Regions from separate parts of the Homo sapiens genome. Here region 2 is linked to region 1. Evidence: chromatin loops called from intact Hi-C (ENCODE). Cell type or tissue: K562. All regions are shown on one strand. Links, peaks and the distances in the headings refer to the core of each region. The heading gives the core; the rest is flanking DNA. Region 1 overlaps LOC105371756 (a long non-coding RNA gene). Region 2 overlaps LOC105371757 (a long non-coding RNA gene).

Region 1 (16,632 bases), core at 1,053-9,052:
TCTCTACAAAAAATTAAAACATTAGCTGGGTGTAGTGGCACACACCTATAGTCCCAGCCACTTGGGAGGCTGAGGCAGGAAGATTGCTTGAGCTTGGGAGGTTGAAGCTGCAGTGACTTGTAACGGCACCACTGCACTCCAACCTGGGTGACAGAGTGAGACCTTGTCTCAAAAATAAATAAAATTAATCTATTTCAACATAAGAGGAAAAACTCAATATTAGTGTGTTGATCTTCAGTTTGGCACATAAATATGGCCATAGCCATATATAAAATTAATATGTATGAAATGGCAACTACCATACTTTGTGGATGACTTAGGGAATTTAAAAAAAAATTCAACTTTATGAGATTTTTTTTTTCTTTATGAGCTGATTTAGAACCTAATCCCTATGTAAGTGGTAACAAACCCATCTCCAAAAGCATGAGCATGAATGTGATCACTTAGAGAAAATGTGTGAATGGAGAAGAGAAGGGGACCCAGGACTGACCCTATGGTACTCTAATGCTTGGAGATGAGGTGGAGGAGGAGACACCTGTAAAACAAGAGTCTGAGAAGAAGCAAGTGAAGTAGAAAGCAAGCAGTGAGGTAGGAAGACCAGGAATTTGGTGTCACCAAAGCCAGACAGAAGTTTTAAGAAGGTAGTGATCAGCTATTTCAAAGGCTGTTGAGAGGCTGAAGACAGAAAAGATCACTGCATTTGGCAACGTGGAGGTCACTAGAGCCCCTGATAATGTCAGTTTCAGGGACATTGGTGAATAGAGATGATTGGTGAAGGTGGTGAAATGGAGATGGATGAAACCACTCTTCCAAAGATTTAGCTGAGCAGGATAGCAGAGAAGTGGGGTGGTAGCTATAGCCAGATGTGGATTCAAAGGAGGGTTTTGCTTTTGGTTTTTGATGTTTTTAAATATGAGTGCTAGGAGATGTTTGTAAATTATATGGGATGACCCAGTGGAAAGGTATAAATTGTTGCTGCAACAGAGAAGGGAGAATTATGAGATGGGGGTGGGATGAAATTTTGTCAGGGTGTGTTGGAGGGCTGAGAAGAGAAGTGGTGTGAAATAATATTCTCTAACAGTGGGAAAATGAACTTACTGAAGAAAGGCGGTAATAATTCTGGGCAATAAATGCCCATTTGAGGTTCAGGGCAATTAATGTAAAAGGAGACAAATTAGCATGATTCAGCCACTTAAATAAGGGTGTGAAGTGTATAGTGTTAGATTTGGCCAGGGTTAAACTTTTTCCAGGTTAATATCATGGAAGGTTATGGCAGAGTTCTGTCCTCCCCACTCCAACAAGAAAAGCACCTGAGATTGATAGTTCAATAGAAGTTTAGCCACCTAGGACCGAAGAAGGAAGAGGAAGCCACTAGGAATAATACTCTGTGTTATAGTAATAACTCAACTTGCTGCTTTCCGATCAGAGGAAAGAAGAATTATATTGAGTGTTGAATATGTACTATATTATTTACCTTCATAAGCATGGACTTGGAGTTAAATAGGGCTGAGTTTAAATTCTCCCAGCCTCTTCACCTATTAGCTGTGATTTGTGATTTGGTCACATTAATCTTTCTGGGACTAATTTCTTTGTTTGTAAAATGAGGATCATGATAGCTACTTTGGAATCGTTCTGAAGATTAAGCTAGGCTCATAGGCAGTGGTGTGTAGTGGAAGGAGTGTAGGTTTGGGGCATCAGAAATACTTAATGTTTGAGTCCAATTGTGTCATTTAGTAATTTGATAATCTTAAATGAGTTATTTCACTGGTCTGTGCCTCAGTTTCCTTGTTGGTAAAATAGTGATTATAGGATTATAATATCTACCTTGAGGTTAGGAGTAGCATAACTTTTCACCACACAGGGCTCAAAATGGTTGAGATGGGTCAGAATACTAGATATGTATAAAATCCTTATATATATATATATAGATAGATAGATATATAGATATATAGATATATATATTCTGTAGTTATTGTATAAAGCATTTGGAACAAAATCTCACACATAGTAGGTTCTTAAGCAATAGTAGTTCTTTCCCATCTTTCAGTTCTTCCTTCTAGAGCAATAGTTCTTGACCCTAACCACACAATAGAATCTTCTGAAGAACTTATGAAACAAGTGACCAAGTGCAGTGGCTCACACCTATAATCCCAGCACTTTGGGAGGCCAAGGCAGGAGGATTGCTTCAGGCCAGGAATTCAAGACCAGCCTGGGCAACATAGGGAGACCCCATTTCTACCAAACAATTTTTAAAAAATTAGCCAAGTGTGGTGGTGTACCCGTAGTCCCAGCTACTAGGGAGGCTGAGCTGGGAAGATCAATTGAGCCTGGGAGGTCGAGGTTGCAATGAGCCATGGTCACACCACTAGACTCCAGCCTGGGCAACAGAGCAAGACCCTGCCTCAAAACAAACAAACAAAAGAAAACTGATTCCCACCCCCAGAAATTCTGGTTTAATTGTTCTATACTGGTTCCCTAGCCTGTAATTTTTGAAAGCTTCTCAAGTGATTCTAATTGTAGTCAACATTAAGAATCCACCTGCTGGAATTATATTTCTGAAGCCCAAATGTGGACCATGTTGCTTCTCTGCTTAAAAACCTCTCTTGATTCCCCATTGTCTGCTGAATGTAGTCTGAACTATAACTTGTATGTCAGTCCCTAAGCAGTGGGTCTCAACATTTTATCTGCTTCAGCATTCTCAAGAAATATGACTCCCTGCCATAAACAGCTTCAGCTTGGGTTCAACTCTCAGTCCTATCACTTAACCAGCTGTGTGGTTACGTATCCTCTCTAAGCTTTAGTTTTCTCACCTCATTTCAGCTTTGCTTCCAACTCAGAAACTTTGTACTTATTTTTTTTTTCTTCTTGGAATGTCCTCTGTTCCTTTCCTCCATGGATAACTCCTTATATTCTTCAATACTCAGTTTACATGTCCTCTCCTGAGTGAAACTTACCCTGAATGTCCCCTCCTTGACATAGTCCATCTTTCTTCGAGTTCTCATGCCACTTCATAAGTACCTCTATTTTAGCTCTTTTCCTATAGCATTGAAATGATATTTCCATGTATGTCCACAGACTTTGAGCTTTTTGAGGGCTGTTCCTACATCTCATTTATCTTCATATTGTTTGCTTCTCATGGAGTCTGTTTCACAGTAAGTGGTCAGTAATCTTGTCCAATTAATGAAGTGAAATGAAATAGACAAAGATCCCTGAAACTGCCAACCTCAATGAATTTTGGAATGGACCTTATGTTTTTTGCTTGGTGCTTTGTGATAAATTTTAGATGAATGAATGAAAGAAGACAAATAGAAACTGTTAGACTTAGACCATTTCATACCCTCACAATGTCCAGCTGACTCATTAAAGGACCATTTCCTCCTGGGGAAAAAACGAAACAAAACAACTTAAAAGCATTGTCAACAAAAGTGGTGAGGAAACTGAATCATGGTTTTGTATAACTGGAATTTCTCTAAAAACCAGTACGGTCTGACTGGTAGACACACATGGTTTCTCAGCTGTAGCAAGTGAGAACACAAAGTCTGTATAACACTGCAGTGGAAAAGCTATTTGGGATAACTTGTTGTGAATAGAGTGATCACTCTATGTCCTAAGAGTATGTTTTTGAAAACTTTTTCTCCACTCCTTGTTTATCATTCAACAAACTTGGTGGTGGTTGTTTTTACAGTGTTTCTGGCATGGACTAGGGCTTAGGGATCCAAAAATGAACTAGACACAGTCCTTGGTCTCAAGTAGCTTTGAGTTTGCAAGGGACAGAGAACTGTTTGCAAACAGAGCAAGGAAATTCTCTAGGCACTGCAGTATAAGTGTAGGAAGTGAGGGAGTAAGGGTGGCAGGATGGAGTGGGCTTTGTGGAAAGTTAGAAAAGACTTTATAGAGAAGACAAAGCTGGCATAGCCTTAACAAATAAAGTGTTGACCAATTAGAAAACACAGGTAAAAGTATTTAAGTAGAGAGGAGAGCAGCGCAACAAATGTAAAGAGGGATGAAACACGCTGTTGTGTTTGGGGAACTACTAGTGGCTCAACAAAGCTGGAAGTGGATGCTGCAGCAAGAATTGGAGCTGGACAGGTAGGTAGGGACCAGCTTGTGACGGGCCTTTTGTATATACTGAGGACTTTGAACCTGATATTGTAGGCACTGAGAGCCATTAGAGGATGTTAAGCCACTGATATAAAGTTTTTAATTTAATATTTATTTATTTAGAGACAGGGTCTCACCCTGTCATCCAGGCTGCAGTGCAGTGGTGCAATCGTAGCTCACTGCAGCCTTGCCCTCCCCAGGCTCAGGTGATCCTCCCACCTCAGCCTCCCTAGTAGCTGGGACTACAGGCATGCACCACCATGCCCAGCTAATTTTTACATTTTTTGTAGGGATGGGGTTTCGCCATGTTGCCTAGGCTGGTCTTGAACTCCTGGGCTCAAGCAATCCACCTGCCTCGGCCTCCCAACGTGCTGGGATGACAGGCATGAGCCACTGTGCCTGGCAGTTTTTAATTTTAAAACATCACTTTAGCAGCAACACAGAAGAGAGGCAAGTTGGAGTCAGGGAGACCAGGACAATATTGAAATAGCAGTCTAGTGAGGAAAGAAGGCAGTGGCTGTAGGAAGGAAGAGGAGAAAGGAGCGGATCTAAAGGACATTAAGGAGGTAAAGTGACTGGATGTGGGAGGATAGCAGGAGAGGGAGAAACTTAAAATAACTCCCGGGTCTCAAACTTAGGTGACTGAGTAGGGGTGAGCCTTTTCACGGAAAGGGAGAATACTGAAGGGCTAGGTTTGTGTGAGGACTATATATTCATAGTAAGTTTAATTCTGAATACGTTGAGTTTGAGATTTTTGTGGGACATTTGAATGAAGTTTCTAATGGTTATTTGAAAGTAGGAATTATTATTTCTTTGCAACGGGAGCTAGGAACTTTTGAACTGTAACTTCAGGATCTTAATTTAAAAGTGAGTTGAGGAGAGGGTGATTGGCTATGGATAACATCCGGAAGCCATTCCCACAGTGAGACAAAAACCTTGCTTTCCCCGAGGCTGAGTTTCCAGCTTCAAATTCTCAAGATTTACCAATAGTCTAGTACTTTAGAAATCCAAATCAAGTACTCAAGAAATCCAAATTCTTACAGTTTTTTTTTTTTTTTTTTTTTTTTTTGCCACCAATAGTCAACAGAGTGTACTTTTAGGCTACAATGCAATGTAAGTGTAACTACTCAAATATTCTTTTAATTAGGACAGAATTGAAGTAAATAGCGCAAGGACCAATGCTGACCTCACGGTGGCACTCCAGTCTTCGAATAAAGGGCTCTCTGGACTCATCTTATTGACCTCCAAATGGACAGTCCACATTGAAGTGAAGAGTTGACATGAACTCTGGGCCCATAGACCCCACAGTTTAATTTCCTGAAGAGAATCTACCAAGGACTTTGCTTTTCTGTTTTTAAATCAGCTCTGACGTAAGGCTGGATCAATAGAATAGGTGTCAAGTATGCCCGAATGTCTCCATCCGTAAAAAATTTCATCAGGGTTCAAAAGTAACCAAAATAATTTCACCATTATTATTTATTAATGGATACCATTTATTGAATGCCTGCTATGTGCCACATTGGGTTCAGGGTACTTTTCATATTATATGAGCTCATTGAACTCACAATAGCTCTATGAGGTTGATACTACAGTGTTCTCATTTTTCTGAGAAGAAACTAGGGCTCAGAGACATTAAGTAGCTTGCCTCTCACATCATATAGGTAGTAAGTGGCCATACTTGGTTTTGAACCCAATCTGTGTGATCCCCAAACTTGCGCTCTTTAAACAAGGCTGCATTGCCTCTTATTATTGATGCCAAGATAAAAGCAGCAATTAATGAAACTTGGTTTTCTTCAGGTATAGACTGTTTGGCATGAGGTGGTTTAAATAATATCATATTTAAGGAGATCTATTGCGGGCCCCTATTGTGAATTTGTGTCCTCTTCATGAAACTCTTTGCCACATATGAGAAACAGGATATTTACATAGTCACAAAGTGTGTCCCACAAGGTATTGATTAGTTACGAAGAGAAAAATTGAAAATTTACAGTGGAGCAACCTGGAAGATACCATGTGAATGAAATGGTCACAGTATAAATGGTAACATAAAAGTGGTAAAATATCAATATGTACACCATGGTCATATTCTTTTGCTTTTATTGTGGAAGAGACAAAGGGACAAGGGAGGATTTGCTGACACTGGTCAGGAGTGGAGTAGAGGACTAATTCCTATCTTTGATCTCCATCTGTGAAAGCCCAGATCGCACAAAGATTTCCAAATGAAATATTTACATTTCTAAGGGGTAGAGAATTATTCGTGAATCCTAGACAATATACAAGGGAAGGCTCCCAAAAGAAAGATACAAATAATAAAATTCTAGAATAATGTTATAGTACTGATTGTAGGCTATGGGGAGTGGGAGTTGGTTGTCCTACTAATAAAATGCTTAATCAAGAGTGTATGATTTGTAAATCATATTTGTTAAGCATTTTTTAATGCCTTACAGACTTCAAAGCCCTAAAACTTTTCTGCATCTCTAGGGGTTAATATCAGCATTTTGTATATTCTCAGCTTGAGATAATTACCAATCTGCCTATTTTTTAAAAGAACTGTCTTTTAGTGAGAAGGATAAGATGTCTGGAGAAGCTTTTTGTTCAACATGTCAGTATTTGCATGATTTACAGTGTAATTAACCAGGCCCTGTAGCACAGGCAGACCGGCTCCCTTCACTATTTATCATGTTTCCAGCAACTTCAGATCATCACCTCTGCTGGGAGGAAATACGTCCTTCTTAGAGATGTGAAAATATATCCCCAACCATTCCCACAGGCAGAATGTGATCTATCCTTATGTATCTATTATTTCTCATATCTAAGGGCTCTTCCCCCTACCCCATTATTTTTATACAGCATTACTCTCAGAACTAAACTAGTTAAATAAATATAAGGCCAGGCATGGTACCTCACACCTGTTATCCCAGCACTTGACGAGAGTCTGAGGCGGGTGGATCACTTTGAGCTCAGGAGTTTGAGACCAGCCTGGGCAAGATGACAAAACCCTGTCTCTACTAAAAATCCAAAAATTAGCCAGGTGTTTTGACGCGTGCCTGTAATCCCAGCTACTCGGGAGGCTGAGGCAGGAGAATCGCTTGACCCCGGGAGGTGGGGATTGCAGTGAGCTGAGATTGTGCCACTGCACTCCAGCCTGGGTGACACAGCAACACTCCATCTCAAAAATAAAAAATAATAAATAAATAAATACAAAATCTAATACTACTTAGGAATAATTTTGTTATTCAATTGCTTATAGTCACCAGCACATATTCGTTAAGGTATAATTGTGCTGTGTAAAAGACAAAGTCTGGTGACTCAAAATCTAAAACAAAACACCTATATAGACAAATAATATTATTACAAAACTACTTTAAATCTCTATATTAAAACATTATAGGTTTCAAAAAAACTTCAAATGTGTTTACTTTTGGCCCAGTAATCATTTTAAGAATTTATCCTGAATATACACCTACGGCAATATGAAAATACATACGCACAAGTTTATGTATTGCAGCATTGTTTGTATTTGGGAAATAATTGAGAAAATCTAAATTCCCATATGGTTCTCTAGCAAGCAGACTCAGAAAAAAATAGTCTCCTGTGGAGGAGAGTGGTTGAATAAACTACAGTACAAGTACATAATAGAGTACTATAAATCTATAAAAAAGAATGAGGGGCCAGGTGCAGTGGCTCACGCCTGTAATCCCAGCACTGTGGAAGGCTGAGGCAGGTGGATCACCTGAGGTCAGGAGTTCGAGACCAGCCTGGTTAACATGGTGAAACCTCATCTCTACTAAAAATACAAAAATTAGCTGGGCATGGTGGTGCATGCCTGTAATCCCAGCTACTTGGGAGGCTGAGGCAGGAGAATTGCTTGAACCCAGGAGGCAGAGGTTGCATAGCTGAGATTGCACCACTGCACTCCAACCTGGGCGACAGAGCAAGACTCTGTCTCAAAAAAAAAAAAAAATGAAGATGTCTGTGAACCAATATAGAATGATTTCTAGGATATATTATTTAGTGAAAAAGGTAGAGTACAAAACAGTATCTATAGTATGCTACTTTTTGTGTAAAAAAAAAAAAAAAGGAGTGAGAAAACATACATGTGTCTGCTTTTTTGACCAAAAAAGAAAACCGGGAAGGATAAATTAGAAAGTAATGAGATTGGTTACCTACAGGAAGTGGGTGGAAATGAGGAGGAAAGGGTGAGGAGGCTGGGGACTGAGTGGAGGGGATGGGGACTGACAGTTTTCTTGAATATTTCTTTTTGTATGGGTCTACTTTTGGAACCATGTTAATGTTCATATACTAAAACACACATACACACACACACACAAATGGGGAGGGAAATCCTAAAATGGAATACAAACAAATCAACCTAACAGTTTCAAGTGAATAATATAATCACCCTGAAGAGCGGGTATGTTGGTGGGGGGACTAACCCAATCCAAGCAACTGCAGAATATAATTTTTTTTTTTTAACTGTGTACTCTCAGACTAAAGACTAAATGAACTGCAAATGAATATTAAATTTTAGTTACTTTTTTTTTTGCACTAGAGGGTGTCTTTTGGTAGCAGTTCTAAAACTACTTCTGTGTATTCTGGAATTGGGCAAATAAGTACATTTATTATAGATAATGGAATTCATTTTCCTCACAGAGAGAAGAGAGTTACAAATTAGAACAGGACAAAAGTAGAATGAATCGTATAGTGTTGGATTAGACTTGGAATGACAGTATAAAACTCATGTTTTTTAAGAAAGGTATGAGAATGTTTTTATTGTGTACATATAATCATATATATATGCATGTATATATTCCCTGGCTCTATTCACTGAGAAATCCCAGACACAATGACACCCCAAGAGCAATGAGCACACCTGTCACTTAAATCATGATTTCTAATTTTGTTCACTATTTAAAGGAACCAGAGCTCCTTGAGGATTTGGCCAATTCCAGGGAGGCTAGGGCTGGGGACGTACAGGATGAGCCTTGCACATTTTATTAAGCTAGTAAGTTAGAAAGTACTTTAAAAATATAGGATCAGGCATCTCAAAATGTCCAAGAGTTATCCTGAAGGGATTGCTGCTGGCCAAATCTGGAAGAATTAAGCATAAAAATAAATAATGATAGTAATGTATTATAACTCATTGAATAACATGTGGGCATATAAATAAGAGTAAATAAATGTGGGAGAAGGAAAAGTGAGTCCTTATTGTACAATATCAACTAATAAATGTAGAAGGAATAATGGAATTAGGAAATCACTATCTAGCAACCATCGTGGTAATAATTGAATCATCGATGGATAGGAAAACTAGCAGGTCAAGTTTGGTTGAGAAATGGGATATTTACATAGTCACAAAGTATGTCCCCCCCACAAGATATGTATTAATTATAAGGAGAAAAATTATAAATTTAGAGTGGAGAAATATGTCAGATACTATGTTAGCGAAATGACCAAAATGATAAAGCAAACGTGGTAAAATAGCAATATTTAGGAAATTGGGTGAAGAATATACAGGAATTTTTTTGTACAATTTCTATACCTTTTCTGTAAGTCTGAAATTAAGAAATAAAAAGAAAGAGATAAGTAAAACACTTTTAAGGATTACTAAGCTATAGGAAGATAAAGGCTGTAATCAATGTGTAGCAAGTAAATTCTGCTCACCTTCCTAGCAGAACAGCTTATAGAAGGTCTTAGTTGGGGTGTGGGGAGTGAGAAGAGGGCAAATACCTTATTAGATGCTTCTTTAAACGCAATTTTTATTTTATTTTTTGAGCTAGGGTCTTGCTCTGTTGCCAGGCTGGAGTACAATGTTACAATCATAGCTCACTGCAGCCTCGACCTCTTCGGTGCAGGCAATCCTGCTACCTCAGCCTACCAAGTAGCTTGGACTGTCATCACCCACCACTACACCTGGCTAATTACTTTTATTTTTATTTTGTAGAGATGGTGTCTCTTTATGTTGCCCAGGCTGGTCTTGAACTCCTGGCCTCAAGCAGTCTTCCCACCTCGACCTCCCAAAATGCTGGGATTACAAGTGTGAGCCACCACCCTTGGCATGAACACAATTTTTTAAAATTGTTTTTTCAAATGAAAGACTTTTGAAGTTTTTTTTTTTTAAACTCTGTAATAGAAATTCTGGGTTTCTAGTTTTTAAAAAAAATAGAATGAAAATTTTAATCCCAGAAGACCTAAAAATTTAAGAGAGCAAAAAATAAAGAAATAGAGTAATTTCTGTTCTCTTCCCAGATAGTAAATTTAAATAAAAACTTCTGATTATGGCTGGGCACCGTGGCTCACGCCTGTAATCCCAGCATTTCGGGAGGCCGAGGTGGTTGGATCACGAGGTCAGGAGATCGAGACCATCCTGGCTAACACGGTGAAACCCCATCTCTACTAAAAATACAAAAAATTAGCCAGGCATGGTGGTGGGCGCCTGTAGTCCCAGCTACTCTGGAGGCTGAGGCAGGAGAATGGCGTGAACCCAAGGAGGCGGAGCTTGCAGTGAGCCGAGATAGCACCGCTGCACTCCAGCCTGGGCGACAGAGGGAGATTCTGTCTCAAAAAAACAAAACAAAACAAAAACAACTTCTGATTATGTTGGCAGTTATAAAGTTTTAATGTTACTGATACAGATGTACTTCAAAACTCTTTTATCGATCACATAGAAGTGAGTGTTAAGATCATTGACGAGAACTGTCCTAGGTAATGAGGTGGTAATATTACTACTAATACAAGGTGCCTATACTATTCCGAATACTTTTTGTAAATTAACTCATTCAATCTCACTGCAACCCTATGTTGTAAATACTATTATTAGACTCATTTTATACTTGAAAAAACCAAGGTTCCCAAACTTTCTTGGTAACTGTGCTCCTAGAGTCTCAGTAATTTTTTCACAACTCAGGCTCAAAGAAATACTTAATAATTCCATTGATTAAGTTAAGCCCAAATATCTTAATATATATTTATGATTTTACAACTTAGTAGCCATTTGAAAAAATAATACATATAAAACATTTTTTATTTTTTTGAGAGAGTCTCACTCTGTTGCCCAGGTTGAAATGTGGTGACATGATTGCGGCTCAGTGCAACCTCTGCCTCCCAGGTTCAATCAGTTCTCATGCATCAGCCTCCCAAGTAGCTAGGATTACAGGCGTGCGCCAACATACCCAGGTAATTTTTGAATTTTTAGTAGAGACGGGGTTTTGCTGTGTTGGCCAGGCTGATCTCAAACTCCTGGTCTCTAGTGATGCTCCTGCCTCGGCCTCCCAAAAAGCTGAGATTAAAGGCGCGATCCACCGCCCCAGGCCATACATATAAATTTAAAGAAAAAAATTGTATTTCATTTAAAAATAATTACACTTACTTGCTAATGAGAGTTGCAAAAAAAACAAAAATTACCCAGACACTAAAAGCACAGTAATCAATAAAGTTTGGGAACCTTGGTTTTTTCAACTATAAAATGAGTCTAATAATCGTATCTATAATGTAGGCCAGGTATGGTGGCTCACGCCTGTTAGCACTTTGGGAGGTTGAGGCGGGCAGATCACCTGAGGTCAGGAGTTTGAGACAAGCCTGCCCAACATGGTGAAACCCCATCTCTACTAAAAGTACAAAAATTAGCTGGGCGTGGTGACGGGTGCCTGTAATCTCAGCTACTCGGGAGGCTGAGGCAGGAGCATTGCTTGAACCCAGGAAGCAGAGGTAGCAGTGAGCCAAGATCGTGCCACTGCACTCCAGCCTGGGTGACAGAGTGAGTGAGACTCCCTCTCTCAAAATAAATAAATAAATAAATATAAATAAATAAAAGGCTCTATAACATAAGGTTGCAGTACAAGCTTATTGGATGCTGCACATCTTCTCAAACCTTGGGCTCAGATTGGACACTGCCACACTCATTTCCTGATTCACGTTGATATTCACATAGTACTTGTTTTTCATCCCAGCAACCACAGAAAACTCAGCTTTGCAATGATCTGACATTACCAAAAGGGTACTATTTGAATGTTGAAACCATGGCTATCTCATACTAGTAGTTCATGTGATTTTCAACAGACATTGAGTATCACTGTGTTGTCCTTGAACATTTGAAATATTCTGTGTTGCTCTATGGACTTGCTGCTGTTCCAAGCTGGAGTTCCTTGGGACACAGTTTGGGAACTGTGGTTCTACCACAGCATTGTTTTTTCAGTTTTGGGGACAAAATTCTTGGGAAGGTCATATGTGGTGGTTCACGCCTGTAATCCTAGCACTTTGGGAGGCCGAGGCAGGAGGATTGCTTGAGCCCAGGAGTTCAAGACCAGCCTGGGCAACATATCAAGACCTTGTCTCTACAGAAAATTAAAAAATTAGCTGGGGATAGTGGTATGTGCCCATATTCCTAGCTACTTAGGAGGTTGAGGTAGGAGGATCGCTTGAGCCCAGGAGTTTGAGGCTACCGTGAGCTATGATTGTGCCACTGCACTCCAGCCTGCATGACAGAGCAAGACTTTGCCTCAAAAAAAAAAAAATTCTTTGGGAAAAATATAAATCAGATTGTGATTTTTAATATTACTTAATAATTAGTGTGAATATTAATAAATTGTATAAAAAATTAATATCTTAAAAATCTTGCTCTTCATTTAAATTCATGTCTTTTTTGTTTTATCTAATTGCTTTGGGATAGACTTTTATAGACAATTAAACAGAAACAGGCTCATTTGGAATGAATAATAAATTGTTAACATCATATAGGTCAAAGGTAACTGCTTGCATTCAAGGAGTGGGAAGCAAGGACAGTACATAATAAATGTTTCAGCTGATAATATATGTAATAAAAATATTTTATACCACCAAGTACATAGGGTGAACTCAAGGAACTTCGTAAGTTTAGTTGAACCTCTCTCTTTTTTTTTTTTTTTTTTTGAGACAGAGTCTTGCTGAGTCTCCCAGGCTGCAGTGCAGTGGCGCAGTCTTGGTTCACTGCATCCTCCGCCTCCTGGGTTCGAGCAATTCTCCTGCCTCAGCCTCCCAAGTAGCTGAGACTACAGGCGCACACCACCATGCCCAGCTAATTTTTTGTATTTTCGTAGAGATGGGGTTTCACAATGTTGCCCAGGCTGGTCACGAACTCCTGAGCTCAGGCAATCCGCCTGCCTCGGCCTCCAAAGTGCTGGGATTACAGGCATGAGCCACCATGCCTGGCCTAGTTGAACCTCTCTTTTAAGCAAATTTATTACTTGAAATTTTGAATGTTCTAAACTAGTATACAAGGGGCTTGATTATTTTTACAAAAGAATATTATGTGAGTTTCTTTGATACTTAAATTTTTTTTTTTTAATTTTAAAATAGAGACGGGGTCTGACTGTGTTGCCCAGGCTGGTCTCGAATTCCTGACCTCAAGCAGTCCTCCTGCTTCAGCCTCCCAGAATGCTGAGATTACAGGCATGAGCCACCACGCCCAGCAGCTTTGATGCATTTAAATTATGATGTGGTTCACTGAAATTGAGATGTGTGCCCTACTTTAAAAAAATTACTGAAACTGAGATAGATGCCCAACTTTTTAGAAAATAGGTTTTATTTCTTTATTAACAAAAATGTTTTTAGACCCGTGGTTTTGCTGTTTCCCAGGCTGGACCAAAACTCCTGGTGTCAAGTAATCCTCCTGCCTCAACCTCTCTAGTAGCTGGGATTATAGGTCTGTGCCACCATGACCAGCTGCCCAGCTTTTAAAAATACACATTATTTTATAAAATGCCTCACTGTGTTCTGTTGCATTTTGAGTTTTCTGTCTTTTAGAAGTATGGGAAGCAAAACATTCTTCTACTATATATAAAGGGAAAATGAGGCACAGAGAAAAGCAGTGAGTTTATTTGGCATCACAGAGTAGGAAATTAAAAGGCACCAGCTACTCATCTTTATTAGAAAATATCATGTAATCAGTATCTAACAGCCATTATTTTCATAATAAAGTGATGCTATATAAAATCAATAAATAAAAGTACCCATTTCTGCACGATATTGTATTAGAATTAACATATGTGATTTTTTTAGCCCAAGAATTTGTCTCAGTTCTATTGACTGTACTGACACAGTCAAGATAATGGCAGCATGTATCATATCCCATGAGTGATATGATTGAAATAAGCTTAATGACAGATGGAGGAAATGCTTGCTTCTGTTTCACTCCTGTAGTCATGATAAGGGGTTTCATTTGATTAGGGTAACACCAGCTTGCATTAATGGCATGAAGAATCAGAAAGTTTCATTTTACTTTGCCATCATCATTTTGATAGCAGATTGACTCAATAAAGCTGGGGTTCCCAGAGCATTAAGTAAAATATCTCTGAGGCATCTTTGCAAAGTTATTCTGTAGCCTAGGCTGAAATACTGTGGTTATATCTTCCTTGGGGCTTCTAGTATTTTAATTATGGAGCAATTACAGAGCATTGCCTTCTTTCTTTTCACTGCTCCAGCTGAGTACCTGGGATTCTCTAAGGTAAAAGCAAAGGCCTTTCCCTGGGTCCTTGGGAAAAGCAGGGAAATCTAAGACAATCCAGATGGATCGCGGGTCTTTTTAAACACTTTTTTAGAGATGGCATCTTGAATAATTGTCTTCAGGGCGGTGAGCCATAGTTCACTAACCAAAGTTTCATTTAAATATCATGATGAATTGGCTGCGAAAAGAGGATGGGGAGGAATGTGAAGGGATTTGTATAACAAAGAACCATAAATCATCTCCGGTACAGTGGATCCCCTATCACTCAGCCTATGGGCTCATCAGAGGAACTGCAGGGAGAAAGATGAGAGGGAAAAGGGTCTTCCAGCTTGGGGGGCTACAGCATCCCCCAAGTTAGCAAGGTCCCAAACCAAGTCTTTCCTGAAGTATCATTCACTTATTCATCTTGGAAATATCTGTCAAGTGCCTACTATGTGCAAGGCACTATTCTAGTTGCCATTAGACTGGGAAAGTGTAAGGGTGCGGGGTAGTACTACTAAGATGAGTAGGATACAGTCCCTGCTTTACTATTTATGAGGCATTTTTATGGCAAGGCCTAGCTTCTTTGGCATTAACATTAGTACACAATTAGGGTGTGCCTAACTTTTTTAAACAGATGTATTTCTGAGCCTTTCTGGCATTAAAGTGAATGTCTATCAAGTGAATCTCTACATTCTTCATAAATCTGTCCCTGTTACCCTCAGTTGGAATTAATTTTTCTCCATCCCTGTGTTCCCATAGCCTTCTCTGTATATATCCTCCATCTTCCTCAGTAGGCCTATTGGAGGCAATTGTCACGGAGTGGAAAGTGGAAAGAGCATGGGCTCTGCAGCCACACGGGCTCAAATTAGAATTCCAGCTCTACCTCTACCACTTAGTAGTTGTGTGTGATCTGGGTTAGTTTCTTTTTTTAAAAACAAAATTATTTCCATAGGTTTTTGGAGAATGTGGTCTTTGGTTACACAAGTAAGTTGTTTAGTGGTGATTTGTGAGATTTTGGTGCACCCATCACCAAAGCAGTGTACACTGAACCTGATTTGTAGTCTTTATCCCTCACCGCTTCCCACCCCTTCCCCCTAAGTCCTCAAAGTCATTCTTATGCCTTTGCATCCTCATAGTTTAGCTCTCACTTATAAGTGAGAATATGTGATGTCTGGTTTTCCATTCCTGAGTTACTTCACTTAGAATTATAGTCTCCAGTCCCATCCAGGTTGCTGCGAATGCTGTTAATTCATTCCTTTTTATGACTGAGTAGTATTTCATCATCTATGTATACCGCAGTTTCTTTATCCACTCGTTGATTGATGAGCATTTGGGTTGGTTCCACATTTTTGCAATTGCAAATTGTGCTGCTAAAAACATGCATGTGGAAGTATCTTTTTCATATAATGACTCCTTTTCCTCTGATCTGGGTTAGTTTCTTAACCTCTCTAAGCCCCCAGTTTCCTCCTCTGTGGCATGGGGATACTAGTTCCCATTTTGGGGGACTTCATAAGTATTAAATGAAGTAAAGAATTCAGCATTTAGAAAAATGCCTGGACTATAATAAGCATTCAGTTGTTAATCATTGCTAGTAGGTATTTTATAGATGATCATCTTACAGGCAAGGCAACCAAAGCTCATAAAGGTTAAATAACTTAAGTGCTGTACTTTGTAATTTGAAGGAAGTATAACATTGGATTTAAGAACTTTGGAGCCATGTTACCTTGTTCACCCTCCTTTTCTGCCATTTACTGTTTATACAGCCCTGAGCCAATAATTTAATTACTCTTGGCTTTCATTTCTTTATTCATAAAATAAGGATGATGACTGATCATCTGTCACTCACTGCTTATTATGAGGATGAAAGGAGATGATATGTGTAAAGTGCTTGGTATCTAGCATGCAGTCAGACAATAGAAGCTGCTATTATTAGCAGAAGTCACCTAGTGGCCAAGTGGCAGGACTTAGATTTAAATCTAGTGGGTCTGACTCTCAAGCACTTGCCTTTTTCTAACAAACTCACCACCAGCTCCTTTTCTGTCCGAGCTGAGATTCTGAAGACTTAGCAG
Region 2 (16,632 bases), core at 3,563-11,562, 140 kb after region 1:
GTTTCAAAGAACTTCTTGATTTCTGCCTTAATTTCATTATTTACCCGGGTATCATTCAGGAGCAGGCTGTTCAATTTCCATGTAGTTGTGTGGTTTTGAGTGAGCTTCTTAATCTTCAGTTCTAATTTGATTGTGCTGTGGTCTGAGAGACTGTTTGTTATGATTTCAGCTCTCTTGCATTTGCTGAGGAGTGTTTTACTTCCAACTATGTGATCGATTTTATAGTAAGTGCCATGTGGTGCCAAGAATGTATATTCTGTTGCTTTTGGGTGAAGAGTTCTGTAGATATCTGTCAGGTCCACTTGATCAGAGCTGAGTTCAAGTCCTGAATATTTTGTTAATTTTCTGTCTTGATGATCTGTCTAATATTGGCAGTGAGGTGTTAAGGTCTCCCACTATTATTGTGTGGGAGTCTAAGCAAAAATTGACAAATGGGATCTAATTAAACTAAAGGGCTTCTGCATAGCAAAAGAAACTATCATCAGAGTGAACAGACAACCTATAGAATGGGAGAAAATTTTTGCAATCTATCCATTTGACAAAGGTCTAATATTCCGAATCTACAAGAAACTTAAGTTTACAAGAAAAAAACAACCCCATTAACAAGTGAGCAAAGGACATGAACAGACACTTCCCAAAAGAAGGCATTTATATGGCCAACAAACATAAAAATAAAGGGTCAACATTACTGATCATTAGAGAAATGCAAATCAAAACCACAGTGAGATACCATCTCACGCCAGCCAGAATGGCGATTATTAAAAAGTCAAGAAACAGTAGATGCTGGTGAGGCTGTGGAGAAATAGGAACACTTTTACACTGTTGGTGGAAATGTAAATTAGTTCAACCATTGTGGAAGACAGTATGGCAATTCCTCAAAGACCTAGAACCAGAAATGCCGTTTGACCCAGCAATCCCATTACTTGGTATGTACCCAAACGAATATAAATCATTCGATTACAAAGATACATGCACACATATGTCCATTGCAGCACTATTCACAATAGCAAAGATGTGTAACCAACCCAGTGGTAGACCGGATAAAGAAAATGTGGTACATATACACCATGGAATATCATGCAGCCATAAGAAGGAATGAGATCATGTCCTTTGCAGTGGCATGGATGGAGCCGGAAGCCATTATCCTCAGCAAACTAACACAGGAACGAAAAACCAAACACTGCATATTTCCACTTATAAGTTGGAGGTGAACAGTGAGAACACATGGACATAGGAAGGGGAACAACACACACTGGGGCCTGTTCGGGGGTGGGGGAGGGAGAGAATCAGGAAAAATAGCTAATGCATGCAGGGCTTAATACTTAGGTGATGGTTTGATAGGTGTAGCAAACCACCATGGCACACATTTATGTATGCAACAAACCTGCACATCCTGCACATGTATTACGGAACTTAAAATAAAATAAAATAAAAAATATAGCATAAAGATACAAAACTAGACATACTAATTCTAGTTAGAAATGTAATTATGATGTTACATTTTTATGATCAACAATTATGTTGTGGAAATTATACAAACACACATCACTGACTTGAATGAAATGCATAAAATTGTAGCAAAGCTTTGTAGTTACAAAAAACAAAAAAAAATTACCAAAGAAAGCACAAGTTTTTGGAGGGGAGGGGTTTTTTTTCCTTTCTTTTTTTTTTAAATTATACTTTAAGTTTTAGGGTGCATGTGCACAATGTGCAGGTTTGTTACATATGTATACATGTGCCATGTTGGTGTGCTGCACCAATTAACTCGTCATTTAACATTACGTATATCTCCTAATGCTATCCCTCCCCCATCCCCCAACCCCATGACAGGCCCCGGTGTGTGATGTTCCCCTTCCTGTGTCCAAGTGTTCTCATTGTTCAATTCCCACCTATGAGTGAGAACATGCGGTGTTTGGTTTTTTGTCCGTGAGATAGTTTGCTGAGAATGATGTTTTCCAGCTTCATCCATGTCCCTACAAAGGACATGAACTCATCATTTTTTATGGCTGCATAGTATTCCATGGTGTATATGTGCCACATTTTCTTAATCCAGTCTATCATTGTTGGACATTTGGGTTGGTTCCAAGTCTTTGCTATTGTGAATAGTGCCGCAATAAACATACGTGTGCATGGGTCCCAAAGAATGCACAAAATTAATGTCTATTCCACCTTTGTGTCATATTCCTGGATTCTCATGATATAACTTTGACAGATGAGGAGTTGGTTCTTACAGATGAGCAAAGAAAGTAGTTTTTTGAGATGGAATCCACTCCTGGTGAAGATGCCGTGAACGTTGTTGAAATGACAACAAAGGATTGAGAATATCACATAAACGTAGTTGATAAAGTGGTGGCAGGATTTGAGAGAACTGACTCCAATTTTGAAAGAACTTCTATTGTGGACAAAATGCTACCAAAAAGCACTGCATGCTACAGAGAAATCTTTTGTAAAAAGAAAAGTCCATCTATGTCACAAACTTCATTGTCTTATTTTTTTTTAATTGCCACGGCAACCTCAATCTTCAGCAACCACCACCCTGATCAGTCAGCATCCATCAACAGTGAAGCAAGACCCTCTACTTGCGAAAAGATTACTACTCACTGAGGGCTCAGATGATTGCTACCATTTTTTTTTTTAGCAACAAAGTATTTTAAAATTAAGGTATGTACTTTTTAAAAGATGTGATGCTATGGTACACTTAATAGACTACAGTATAGTGTGACCACAACTCTTCGATGCACTGGGAAACCAAAACATTTGTGTGACCCACTGTGTTGCCATATTTGCTTTATTGCAGTGGTCTGGAACTGAACCCACGATATCTCCAAAATATGCCTGTAAAAACAGTAGGCTAAGTGTTATGATAAAGGAAATACAGAGTGCTATGGGACTAAAAGAAGGGGCATCTAGCTTAGCCTGTTGGGAGAGGGTCAGGGAAAGCTTTCTGAAGATGGTGACCCCTCAGCTGCACTTTGGAGGATGAGTGAGAAGACAAAAGGGGTAGGAAGGGTGTACCAGGCAAATGTAACAGCACGTGCAAATGCACAGAATTGTAAGAGAACATGGCACGTTCTGGTCCGACATTGTTCCATTATGGATGAGAAACTTGAAGCCCAGAAAAGGTGAGGAGACTACCCCAAGGTCACCCAGTGAATTAGTAGTAGGATCAGAATTTGCACCAAGACTTGCGTTTCCTTTTACATTGGATTTTCCACTATACCACAGTGCCTTAGGTTTGTAGCAGGGGATTCTGTGACTAGAGGTTGTTGAGACTGCAGCCAACTTTGAAAATGAGCTGCATGTGGGTGTGGGGGCTGGATCTGTCTCCGGCCCATCCCTGGCTGGAGCTGAGCCAGGAACTTGGCAGTTTCCAGGGCTGAGCCATCCAGCTCACCCCAAGGAAGCCTCGGCCTCCAGCCATGGCACTACCACGTGGTTTAATCATTAACTCCAAGTTCACAGGGCTGAAGCTGGAATGCACAGGACCTGGGGAGCAGACCGGGTCTCCAGGGAGCTAAGAGAAAGTTGGCTTTTGAGATGGGAGGGGACCAAAGTTTAGAATGGGGTTTTTCATCCCTGAATGGATCTATGTTCTGGGCTCAGGAACAAGGGCACTCGCTGTTACTCTCAATTTTGTTGGAGTTTACACATGTTGTTAGCTTGATTTCAGGATTTCCTTTCAACGTTCATAGCAGATTGTGTTTCCCTCTGCCACATCCCTCAGCCTGCATTCATCTACCCCACTAAACTGTGATGTTCCCCTCGGAGGGCAGGACTCAGTGCTTGGAACAATCTGGTGCATAGTTGGTGCTCATTAAATATAGGCTGATTGATTGAATAAATGAGGCCCTAACTCTGCCTAAAGGCATCCCAAAGCACATGCTTTTTAAAAAAAAAAAATTAAAAGACATAGAAACCTGGCTGGGAGTAGTGGCTCATGCCTGTAATCCCAGCACTTTTGGAAGCTGAGACAAAAGAATCACTTGAGCCCAGGGTTCAAGACCAACCTGGATAACAAAGTAAGACTCCGTCTCTTATGAAAATAAAAATGAAAAAAAAAAAAGAAATGATAACTGATTTTGCTTTAAAAGTTCAACAGAGATTCGCAAAAATCCCCAGAGATATTCTGTGCTATCATAAAATAGTCTAGCACCATGATGAGGTCCACTGTTGTAGAAGAGATGGACTGCTTTTTTTTTTTAATAATTTCAACTTTTATTTTAGATTCAGGGGTACATGTGCAGGTTTGTTGTCTGGGTATATTGTACGACAACGAGGTTTGGGGTATCAATGATCCTATCACCCAAGTAGTGAGCATAGTACCCAATAGGTAGTTTTTCGGCCCTTGCCCTCCTCCCTCCCTCTCCCCTTTTGGAGTCCCCAGTGTCTGCTGTTCTCATCTTTGTGTCTGTATGTACCCAGTGGTCAGCTCCCACTTATAAGTGAGAACATGTAGTATTTGGTTTTCTGTTCCTGCATTAATTCCTTTGAGATAATGGCCTCCAGCTACATCCATGTTGCCGCAAAGGATGTGATTTCATTCTTTTTTATTGCTGCATAGTATTCTATGGTGTATATGTACCACATTTGCTTCATCCAATCCACCGTGGATGGGCATCTAGGTGACTCCGTGTCTTTGCTATTATGGTATTTTTGGTAGAACGATTTATTTTCCTCTGGGTAGATACCCAGTCATGGGATTGCTGGGTCAAGTGATAGTTCTGCTGGGGATGTTCTTAAGGAGTCAGTGTGTGGATGACTGCAGAGTTTGTGAGGTTGCTTTGGCATTCTTGGGAGAGGGGGGCTATTCAGATATGAGGCCATGTTTTATTGAGGAAACAAAAGCCCAGTGGAGGTCAAATTCCACCAGCATAATAAAGGTAACTGCCTCTTTTGATTTCTGAAAGCTGTAACCTGCAATTGGAAAGACTGCATTATCAGTAGCATTGCTAAGCCCTGAAAATGCACCTTTAAAGGGATTTCTGGATTCCACATAACAAAACTTCCCCTGGAAGGTGAGGTGCAGGTGGCAGTAAAATTTCTGTTCTTTTTTGGTGAACCCAAGTTTCCTGATCTCGAAAGTAGAGACAGTCATCTCTTCTTCACAACGTACTGGTAATGGTTAAATGGAATGACAGTATATAACGTCCTTGGCACCCAGGAGATGTCAGTCCCAGTGAAAATTATCTTCTGTCTCTTAAAAGTAAAAATCCTGAACCGATATACACAGCCAGAGATGTGGAGATACATTTTGCTCTTAGATGCCATGTGTGTGGTGCCCAGTGATTCGGAGACCAATCTGGAAGGGAAAGAATCACTCTGCTGAATGCTGGCTTAAAGTGTAAATGTGTGCCGATAGTGTTGCTATAGCCAGCACTAGAGCATACTGGGAGAAGAAACTTCCCTTGCAAGAATAGTCACTCTCCTGGAAAGTGACTATTGGTTGGAATTGAGCCATAAAGGCTGCCGACTCTCACCCTAGCAAATTCTGTGTCAGCCCAAGGTCCTGGACATTCTGGGCAAACTGGCCAATGTCAGGGAGCTCTTTCTGTACCAGCCTCTGGGTCCTTTTTTTAATTTGTGGGTAAGTGACCTATCATACAGCCAGTTTGCATTTACCTCTGTCTACCACCTGTAGTTGTCAGGGTTCTGTAAGTTCTTTAAAGTTCTAGCACTCAGTGATGATTATGTCAGGGGAAAAAATTCAGGAAGGACCTCAGGCTTAGGTTCCTCCAACTTCCCACCTGCCCTTGGTCTCAGCAACAATGGAGAACAAATTGCCTTTGCAAGGAATTGGAAGATGCTGAGCTGCTCTGGCCACCTGATCTCTTTTTCCCTTCCCTTTATCATTTCTCTCCTTTGCCCTAAAACCTGAGATGAAATGAGAAGTAAATTGCCAAGGGAGATCCTCTCCTGGGGCAAATTTCCTGTCCTTGCTTATGGGCACAGAGACCCTGAGTGGGAAGGCCAGTTGCAGGGCACTCTCCCAGAACCAGCCCTGGGGTGACAGGTGCAGGCAGGATCCACGCTTTCATGGGGGAGGGGAAGGGTTGCAAAAGAGGAGGAGGAAGAAAGACTGTGGGAGACCCCAAGGGCTGCCCCTATTTCTCTACTCCACCCCAACCTGAAACTTACTGTCGGTCTCCACCAAGCCTGAGAGAGAGAGAGAGAGAGAGAGAGAGAAAGAGGGAGTGGGGAGAAAGAGACAGGGAGGGGGAAATCAAAGAAAATTGCAAAAGTCAATGGCCTGGAACTAGAGGCAGCCTCAGCAACTGCAGTGTGACTTTGATTCCCCTATCATAACCCTGAATTAAAAATTCAGGCAATTATCTGCATGGCTTCCTTCTGATTAGAACGAGCCGGAGCCTCATTAATGCATCAGCACAGAGGAAAGCCATTAGGGTCTGTGAAATGGAATGTTTCTCTGAGAACAGGTTCCGCTTGATGTAGAATACCCAGCAAAAAGAAATTTCACACATTTTTGAGCTCAGAGTCACAGGACGGCACCCAGCTTCAGGGCTGCAGACCCCGCCACCACAGTCGGCACCTCTCAGCTGGCTCTGGGTGAAAGCCACCTTTGTTTCGCAGCCTCTCTCTGGCACCTCCATCCACTGCATTGTGTGGAGGGAGGCTGAAGGAGCTGAGGGGCTGAGGGGCTTGCTGGGTCCTGAGACACTGAGTCAGCCTTCAGCCAGGATCCCCAGTTTCAAAGGCTTTGAGCCACAGGGAGCACGGGAACTTCACAGGAACACTGCCCTCCTCTGCTAGAAGAACTAGAATAGAAGCACCGTCGAGGACAGTGAAGGTCCTAGACTCCAGAAAAGGTCAAAGTATCTTCATGGCCCCCGCAATTCTCGGTACTTTCTTCACCCACGTGGTAATTTGGTCATCCCAAGATGGCCAAAGCAGGATCTGGTGAAGCCCAGTCAGCCTTGGAAGGTTGTTGCTTAAGAGAGGGTGAAGGATTGGAGGGCATCTTTTATTCATGGTCCAGGGTACCCTGTATCCATCCCTTATTCTATAAGCTCGGAGCTTCCAGAAATGCAAATCTATGGCCCAATTTCTAAGTGGGTGAATATCCCTACAATATTTGGCATTTGGAAACTCTCATGCACCCCACTTTGGGACTTCTATAGGGGCAGCTTTCTTCCCTAAATGACTATATTGCTTATGGGGAAACCCAAGAGTGCTGTTCCAGACAAGTACCTTTGCAGCCCTAGTAAGTTCATCTCTTGGGAGAGTTGGGTTCAACTTGACTTTGTCTAAATTTTCTTCTAGTTGGTGGGTAGGACTTGGGTTTCCTCATTTCAGACATCTTGACATTTCTCCAATATGGTGATTCTCAGGACACCAAACATTAATCCTTAGGATGAACAACAAATAATCTCTTTAGGAGAAAAGTCAATGTTATATGGGAAGAACTGAAAAAGGTGAAAAAGTTTCTGTAGGAAGAGAACTAGTTAAGAGTTGATAGGATGCCAACCAAGAAAATGATATCCTTCAAACGGTTTGACTAAGCCACGTTCTTCTCCTGGCACACCTGTTAACTCTTCAGTGTTAAGAACCAGGGCTAAATGTCCGGGTAAAGCTGTGAACAGGGCGCATCCGTGGTTAGTGCAATGGAGTCCATGTAGTACTGATGGAATTTGTATCAACAGCGCCCCCTACTGCATATGAGCAAAACTGGACAACCCAATAGTAATTTGTTTTCGAAAGTGTTTTCAGCCAATCCCACGTTAGAAGGATACATTCCTGGTCATCAGGGAGTTTTTATGAAGCATGTTTTCAATACTGCAGACAGTTTTATGGGTGAAGGCTCCTAGAGTTTATCTCACTCTCTAACACAAACAAGATGCTTGGTGATTCAACCATGCTATTTGTGGGCTGTGAGCATCCATCTCTCTAACACTTAGCTGACAAAGTCAGACGTACTCGAGAATTACTTGTGACTTCAGATGATCCCATGTAAAGCGCTAACCTAAAGGCACCCCGAGTCTTGAGGAGGTGGGGTTATCTATCTCGGCTCATGTTGGTAGGGGAGTGAAAAGAGCTGGCCAAAGGTCGGGAATGTGGGCCTTCCAGGGAGAGAAGCTACTCCACCAGCTCAACAGAAAAGGCCTCCTTTCTGCCATCGGAAATGGTCAAATCCCAGCCGTTAGTACTGTAGCACCATTCACTAATTCCTTGATATTTTAAACATAGATGCTCTTCCCAGGCAAATCATTCCTTTCTTCCCGAGATCACTCAGCTACGTTTGCAATTTGTCACTCTATATTCACATGACAAACATTTTTCAAGCAATTATGATATGCCAGACATTGTTTAGAACAGGAGTGACAGCACCGAGCAGATGGCAAATGAAGAATTCCCTGTTCTTTGGAGCATACATGCTAGTTGGGGGTACAGATGACAAACAGAAAGACAAGCAAGGGTGTCAGAGCTGTAAATGCGGTGATATACAATGCTGGGCAAGCGGGCAGAGAGTGATGGGGGGCTACTTTGCACAGGTGGTCAGGGGAAGCCTCTCTGAAGAGCACGTTAGGAAATCTTTCTAATGCTCCCTGCCAAGCGATCTTCTTTCTCTCTTTTAAAACTAGAATTGCCTCTCCCGTTAAACATTCCCAGTTAACTCTCCCTGTCCTTTGACTTTCCACTCAGCTCATCATCTCTGCTCAAGCTTCTTCATCTTGCAAAGAGACAGGATCATAATCTCCTTGAGGACAAGGGCCCATCTTCTGCTTCTTTGGCTTGCTACCAGAGTGGAGAGGAGGGGAACAAACATTGCTACTATATGCTAGAAACATGAACGCTTTAGTTCATTGACTCCCCTCAAAACTCCTGCCATCTCTTTATTATTTGTCCATTTTATAAATGAGGATAATGAGGCTCGGTTTATTCAAGGGTGTGAGCTGTCGAGGGGTGGAACTGGGATTTGAACCCTGTTCTAGCCTCATGGCCTGCAGTCTTCCCACTCCTAAGCATGGCATAGGGTGAGTGTTCATTAAATGTTGTCAATGAGTCATGAGCACAAGGAAGGGATGAGCTTTGTTTCTCAGAGAGCAGTCCTGCAAAGGAAATGATTAGACTCCCACCAGCTGGCTTATAAATTCTTCTTTTACCCACTAAGTGACCATGAGCCGTTCATTTTCCTCTTCCTGGGCTTTGTAATTCTTCTCTGTGAACTAAGGTTAGACCAGATGATCCCCCAGGTCTCTTCCAGCTCTGACAGTCTAAGGAATGTAATCTTTTGTAAGCAGTAGGGGTGGGTGGTGAATGGGGAGGAGTCAGGTGACTTCTTTACATCAAAGATCTGAATCTGAATTTGTATTAAGACAGAACAAAACACAACAGTTTGTTTCTTCAGTTAAAATTCAAAGCCTGGGCAACATAGTGAGATCCCATCTCTAGAGAAAATTTTTAAAAATTAGCCAGGTGTGGCGGTGTGTGCCTGTTTTCCTAGCTACTCAGGAGGCTGAGGTGGGAGGATCGCTTGAGTCAAGGACTTCAAGGCTGCAGTGAGCTATGGTTGTGTCACTGCACTCCAGTCTGGCTGACAGAGCGAGGCCCTGTCTCTAAAATAAATAAAAACAATAAATCAACATGTACTGAATATCTACTGTGTACTGGGCCCTGGTATGTGCTGAATCAGATGCGGAGATAAATTTTTAAAACGTTATCTTCACCCTGAAACATGTGTAATGAGAAAGACAAATATGACAACAACAATAAATGATAATAATCATAATAATAACAGCTAACAATGTACATGGCACTCCCTCTTTGCCAGAAACTGTTCTGAGCACTTCATACTCTGTAACTGATTTTAATCTTCCCAACCATTGTACGAGGTGGGCACTATCATTATTCCTACTTTACAAGTGAGTAAATTGAGGCACAAAGGGGGATTTGTCAAAAGGGCATGGTGAGCATTAGTAGTGCATGAAAAGTGTTTACCTATGGGGCCCGAAATGTAGAAATCATAACAGGCAGGTGTTTGAAGTGAAAGGATCTTGTGCAGTGTTAACTGGTGGGTTCGTTCCCCTGTCTTTTCTCTATTCCCTGCTTGACCCTTCTGCTACTTAGGATCAGCCACACACACCCAGTGGGAGGGAAGGGATTTTCTGTAGCGAGCAGAGAATGCTTTAGGGTTTGGAAACTTAAAATCCATGGCTGTGAGATGACCCAGGACCTAGAAAAAAGTGGGTGAGTTAGAACCAGTTTTCCCACCACCAGGGAAAGAGGAGAGTAAGAAGAGAAATGAGGCATGCGTAGATCTTCCTGAGAAAGGCAGTTATGACACCCTGTTCCCCATTTGAGCTAGATGTTCAGAGTTCTGGGGATCAGGCCCCAGAGCAGAAATGGCCCGTGTGCATGGTTGATGTGCCAGCCTGAAATGGCCCTGGGCATGATGAGTGAGCGGATGTGCCTGGGGTTTAGAAGTGCTTTGAGTTTGTGAGCAGGTGGAAGTAGAAGGGGTCCGAGCCAGCACGGTGCAGACAGCAGAATGCATGTCCACCTTCCTAGGAGAAGAGTGGAAGTAAACAGTCACAGGGCCCGAAGGGTCCCCTAGAATGAGAGCAAGGAAAAAAGCAGCCTGGAGGAAATAATGCCTCAGGACCAGGACAGGGAGTGGATGCCTCACGGCTGCTGCAAGAAACAGTGGAGTGAAGAGGCCAGAATGGAAGTTCCTTGAGGCAGGGATTCCTTTCTGTTTAGGCTCCATACTGTGGGCCTAGGTCAGATAATAGGTGATCCGTCAATATTTGTTAAATGAATGACCTTAGGTGTGCTACCTCTGGAATCAGGCCTTTGGTTTTAAATCTCAGCTCTGCCTCTTCCTAGCCAAGTAATCCTTTTGTAAGCCCCTTACCTTCTCTGTGCCTCATCTATAAAATGTGGGTAAAAATCATACGGATCACTACTGATCCAAGATATCAAAAGATGGAACACAGATGAAGCTTTTAGTGTCTGGCACAGCGGAAGTGCTCACTAAGTATTTGCTCCTGGTCTCATGAGATGCCACTGCCCCCGCCTTCTTGCCTTACACCTTGGCATTACACTAAGTACTCCCTCTCCTGACCCCTCCTAACTTCGATATTAACCCTGAAGAAAAGATGGGGACTCCAGAATAGGCTAAGATCAAGCTTCCGCCACCACAATACAATGGAGACTCCTGGCAGAACTTAAGCTAAGAGCTTTAAAAAAAGTTAAACTTCTTGCACAGCTGATGTTGCAGGCTCATTTTCATATTCAAGAATAGCTCAAACCTTTGAAAAGTAGGCATCCCTAGGAGGCCCTTTCTAGCATTTTAAGTTGAACAGTTTTCTCCCACATAGGCGTGTGTACACAGAGAACAACTGACCTCTCACCTTACTCGCCTTTCTAGAAAAGCACAGTTATCCGAGGAGTTATCTTTTGCAGGTGCTGCTAGATAAAACTCAACTTTAAGGCAAAGAGGCCAAGTCTAGGAAACAGGTCTCTGTCCTTCCTTTCCCTTACTGTATCCTCATGAAAGACCCCTGGGCTTTCCTGAGGAAATTCAGCACACACAGTTTTATTTCATATTAAGATATGTCCTCCTGAAGGTGAGTGATAAATGTGATCATTAATTTTTTATTGAAAAAAATAATCTGGATTTACCTGGCTTCTCAGTTATCTAAATGGCAATTGGATGACCAACCTTCCTATTTGCCTGAGAGTGGCCTCATTTTAGCACTGAAACCCCTCAGCCCTGGACAAACAAAGACGACGATCTAAATGTCCTTGACAAACCCTAAATGCCGGTGACATCTCAGGTAGACTTGTTGGCCCAAGGGAGTGTTTGGAGATTTTTGTTTTGGATGGAAAAGGAAATGTACTCCTTTGGAATCAGAAGAGCTCACCATCTAGGAACGAAATATGACATGAATTCCTCCCAGTGCATTCTGTACTCTGCTCAGGATTGGCAAGCCTGGCCCCAAAGACCCTGCAGAGGGAGATACCTGGAAATGCCTCATTTGACAAGGAGGCAATGGGAGGGCAGAGAGGAGGAGACTGCTGTAAATAGGTCCATGTGGCAAGTCTGTAAACTCTGTCTTCACATCTTTCCCATAGAGTCCCTTGATTTTGGTCAGACTCTAGACCCCCATGACAAACCCCTGCTGCCTGCACAGGGTGGGCCTGTGTCCCCTCCTTTACCAAGTCAACCTACCTGTGTGGGACACTGTGATTTGCTCCCAGGCAAAGGAGCAGCCCCTGGCATAGAGACTCCCCCCAGGACACACGGACCGGCTGCCAAGCCTGTACGACATTTTAGTGGCATTTTCAAACCACATGGAGTAGGCTCACTGAATGCCTAGTGAATTTCCAGTCACAGAGAATGCAGCACAGCCTGTTCTGCACCTCGTGGGCTGCTGCGAGAGCTCAGCCGGGCTGCAGACACTTGGTGCTTCAGGGTTGGATTCGGAGGCTGCAGAGCTCCTTGCATGGGTGGGTCCCTGGGCAGCTGGCCTCTCTGCATGGCTGGGATGGAGCCTCTCAGCCACCACACTCCTCACCCCGGTGCCAGTGCCTCTGCCTGGCCACAGCAGCAAAGAATATCCCTCAGCCTCTCCTTTCTTGAGAGCTATAGGGAGGATTCCTTTTAGACACGTGGGACGGAAAAACTTCCTTAACTCTCAGAAATGGATTTCTTCTTTCCCAAGGGCACGATAGACAAGGCTGGCCAAATAATTTGTGGGCTCAGTGCAAAATGAAAATGTGGGGCCCTGGGAAGTCAATGTCCCCTTTCCATGCACTTGCTGCCCCACCCACGGTGGACAGGTGACCCCCAGGGACTGCAAGCTCTGTGCTGGGGCATGATTGGTACCAGGATCCGGGGTGGACACGAGACCTCTGCCAAGTTTGCAGCCAAAGGTGACCTGCCACTCTGCATGGCTGGGATGGAGCCTCTCAGCCACACTCTTCACCCCGGTGCCAGTGCCTCTGCCTGGCCACAGCAGCAAAGAATATCCCTCAGTCTCTCCTTTCCTGAGAGCTGTAGGGAGGATTCCTTTTAGACACGTGGGGCACTTCCAACCAGAGGTGGGGACGACCACCACCTTGTCCTGCACCAACACACAATGGGGCACACACCTCTTATCCTACCCACATCTATGCCCAGGTCCCTGTGGCAGGGCAGAGAGTGATGGCAGGGTGGTGGCCTCCCTCTGCTGATACCTCCCTGGGTGGAGGGTGGTGGCTGTTGTAGAGCAGGCAAGGGAAGGGGAGGCGGGGCCAGCGTAGCCCACCAGGGGACAGGAAGGTGACAGGCAGCAGGCAGCAGGAACAGACTGTGAGCAGAGGCTCCAAATCCCCATTATATGCTCCATTGGGATGTCAGATTTCACTTACAAAACACAAATTCAAGGATAAAATACTGAAGAATTTCAAAATGGCAACCTCAGGGCACTACTCCCAAGTATGGGGCCCTTTGGAGTACAGGGCCTTGTGCAACTTCACTGGCTGCTGACACATGAAGCTGGCCCTGACAGTGGGAATTTGCTTCCTGTGCTTCCTCTGGGAAGCTCAGAGCCAAAATGAATGGCTTGTTTTGAATAACTGTGGAGGACCTGGAGCTTGCATAGCACATTCCAACTTGGCTCTAGTCTTGATCTTCAGATTGTTCAACATTCTGCTTTTGACTTTTGTTTTTCATTGTCTTATTTATATGCTAAAAGGATGTAATATTATAAAAAGTTTCAAATCCTTTGTCAAGTGAGAGAGATAACAAAAAATGAGATATTTTCCTTCTTAACCTTCGCTTGGGTCCTCAATGTAAAGAGATCATTTTGGTGATGGGAGGGCAGCTGGAAAATCTGCACCACCACAGCTAATCTGATTAATTGAGAGGATATTTGCAAATGCACATTAAAATACAATATTGATCCACCCTTGGTAAAAACGTGTATAAATTGTTTTCCAGTAGTGATGGATTTGCAGGGAGCCAATTGCACCCTCCCAATCCATCTCCCATGTAAACATTTTAGAAACACCTAGCCAGCATCTCCATTACAACAACATTAAGCAGTTCCCATATTAATTATCTATTGCTGCATAACAAATTACCCCCAAACTTAGCAGCTAAAAACATTTATTATCTCATAGTATCTGAGGGTCAGGAATCCAGGATCAGGTTTGCAATGAGTGGTCTCTCATGAGATTGCAGTCACGATGTTGGTTGGGCTACAGTCATCTGAAGGCTAGATTGGGGTTGGAGATTTGAGATGATGGACTTACAAAGCTGTTGGCCAGAGGTCTCAGTTCCTCACCATGTGGACCTCTCCATAGGCTGCGTGAGTGTCCTCATGACATGATAGTTAGCATGACCTGGAAAGAGTAGTCCAAGAAAGAGAGAACTAGAAGGAAGCCCCAGCATCTTTCAAGATCCAATCTCTTGCCATCATCCTCAATATTCTATTTGCTCAAAGCAAGTCATTAAGTCCAGCCTGCCCACAATGGGAGCGGAGTTAGGGATGACCTCTTGGAGGAAAGAGTACCAAATAATTTGTGGACGTATTTTAAAACCACAGTTTCCCGAAACATTAAGTGGCTGGACCATAAATGAATTTCCACAAAGGTTGGTTCTAGTAATCACACAGTAGGAAAAGCTTGGACTGTGGGTCACATCTGAGTTTGAAACCAAGACTTGCTCCTGACTAGTCTGTGGGATCTGGACAAAATGATCATCTCCGAACCTTAGTTTCTTCATCTGTAAAATGAAGATAATAATAGTAATTCTTTCATAGAGTTATTATGCTAATAATATCTAAATGAGATGGCCCTGCAGGGTTGGATCCAACCTGAGGCTTTTACAGTTTGATGGGGCTTTCTTTAAGGAAACAGGATGGAAAATTATAATAAGTTAGGTACAAAATGAGCATTTATTTACAATTAGAATTGACAAGAATTATATATTTTAAAAGCCAACAAATAGCATAAATATCACAAATCCAAGAAAAAATTAACTACCTGAACAAAGCTCTTTCAAATACTTTCTTTCCGATGAAATCATATCCTTTGCAGTGACATGGATGCAGCTGGATGCCATAATCCTAAACAAATTAATGCAGAAACAGAAAACCAAATCCTGCGTGTTCTTACTTATAAGTGGGAGTTAAACAATGGGTGTGCATGAACGTAATGATGGAAACAATAGACACTGGGGACTCCAAAATGGGGGAGGAAGGACGGGAGGGTGGGTAGAAAAACTATCTATTGGGCACTACGTTCACTATTTGGGTGGGGTTCAAGAGAAGCCCAAACGCCAGCATTACACAATATATCTTTGTAACAAACCTGCACACATACCCCCAAATCTAAAATTGAAATACTTGTCCGGGCACGGTGGCTCACGCCTATAATCCCAGCACTTTGGGAGGCCGAGGCGGGTGGATCACGAGATCAGGAGATCGAGACCATCCTGGCTAACATGGTGAAAACCCCGTCTCTACTAAAAATACAAAAAATTAGCCGGGCGTGGTGGCGGGCGCCTGTAGTCCCAGCTACTAGAGAGGCTGAGGCGGGAGAATGGTGTGAACCCGGGAGGCGGAGCTTGCAGTGACCCAAGATTGTGCCACTGTACTCCAGTCTGGGGGACAGAGCGAGACTCCGTCTCAAAAATAAATAAATAAATAAATAAATAAATAAATAATAAAATAAAATTGAAATACTTTCTTTCCTACGTTTTGACTAAATGCTGTTTGATCACTCCCTACAATGACAAAGATTTTGTAATATTGTCCATAGCCAGAAGAGAAGTATAATTCAGTCTTTTAATAGCACGGTTCATCAAAAGTTGGTTTTGATTACTGGGAGCTTATTATTCAGCGCCACTAATCATTATTTGTAATGTCATGCACATTTTTAGGATTGTTGTCAAATTTGGGAAAACCTCTCTGAGGTTTCTTTTATTTATGAGCTCAGGGTATTTCAGGTGTTCTTGTGTAGTCAATTGGTGGCACTCATTAACCGGGGCCACAGGAGGGGCTTGACGCTTCAGCTTCTCTGTAAATCCTCTCCTGGAAGCAGGTCAGTGTGTGTAGGGACCTGGCCTGCAGTAGGTGCACAGGAAGTGGAGGAAGCCTGGAGACAACCTTCATCTTCCTGCTCCATTGCCTCAGGTGGAGTAGGGGATTTCCCACCCTGGACTCAGCTTCCTCTTTCTCCAGTAGCCCATCAGGGCCTGTGAGAAGGTGGTGATAAAAATACACCATAGCAGGGTGCGGTGGCTCACGCCTGTAATCCCAGCACTTTGGGAGGCCGAGGAGGGCGTTCCATGGGGTCAGGAGTTTGAGACCAGCCTGGACAACATGGTGAAACCCCGTCTCTACTAAAAATACAAAAAATTACCCAGGTGTGGTGGTGGGCGCCTGTAATCTCAGCTACTCGGGAGGCTGAGGCAGGAGAATCGCGTGAACCTGGGAGGTGGAGGTTGCAGTGAGCCAAGATCACGCCATTGCACTCCATCCAGCTCAGGCAACAGTGCGAGACTCCATCTCAAAACAACAGCAGCAACAACAAAAAAAAAACAAGAAACACTGCTTGTTATGATGCAGTGGAAAGAACCCTGGACTCAGAATTAAAAAACCTGGGTGTGAGTCCTGTCTTTGTCAC

Evidence for each region. Hi-C counts contacts between places; a loop is a spot of excess contacts. Peaks named below come from ENCODE experiments on the same cell type or tissue, not always from the same donor. Only the 100,000 strongest peaks of a DNase experiment are listed, where the experiment ranks them.
Region 2: it touches region 1 in a loop (14-fold over the local background); 7 of 110 quality-filtered maps call a loop at or near these places.

The regions. Positions count from the first base shown.
Region 1 is chr17:37,645,307-37,661,938 of GRCh38, forward strand. LOC105371756 (a long non-coding RNA gene) reads left to right here. Exons shown (of 2, transcript NR_188617.1): 2 at 5,249-6,514. Among named protein-coding and RNA genes, the nearest start is that of DDX52, 10 kb to the left of the region's middle. In K562, for the core only: a CTCF peak has its summit at 5,305 (motif pointing right); a DNase peak (open chromatin) is centred at 5,305.
Region 2 is chr17:37,783,891-37,800,522 of GRCh38, forward strand. LOC105371757 (a long non-coding RNA gene) reads right to left here. Exons shown (of 4, transcript XR_934721.3): 3 at 14,989-15,071; 4 at 14,097-14,346. Among named protein-coding and RNA genes, the nearest start is that of HNF1B, 47 kb to the left of the region's middle. RefSeq lists enhancers at 11,967-12,744, 12,745-13,517. In K562, for the core only: a CTCF peak has its summit at 7,671 (motif pointing left); a DNase peak (open chromatin) is centred at 7,661; H3K27me3 peaks cover 3,073 bases.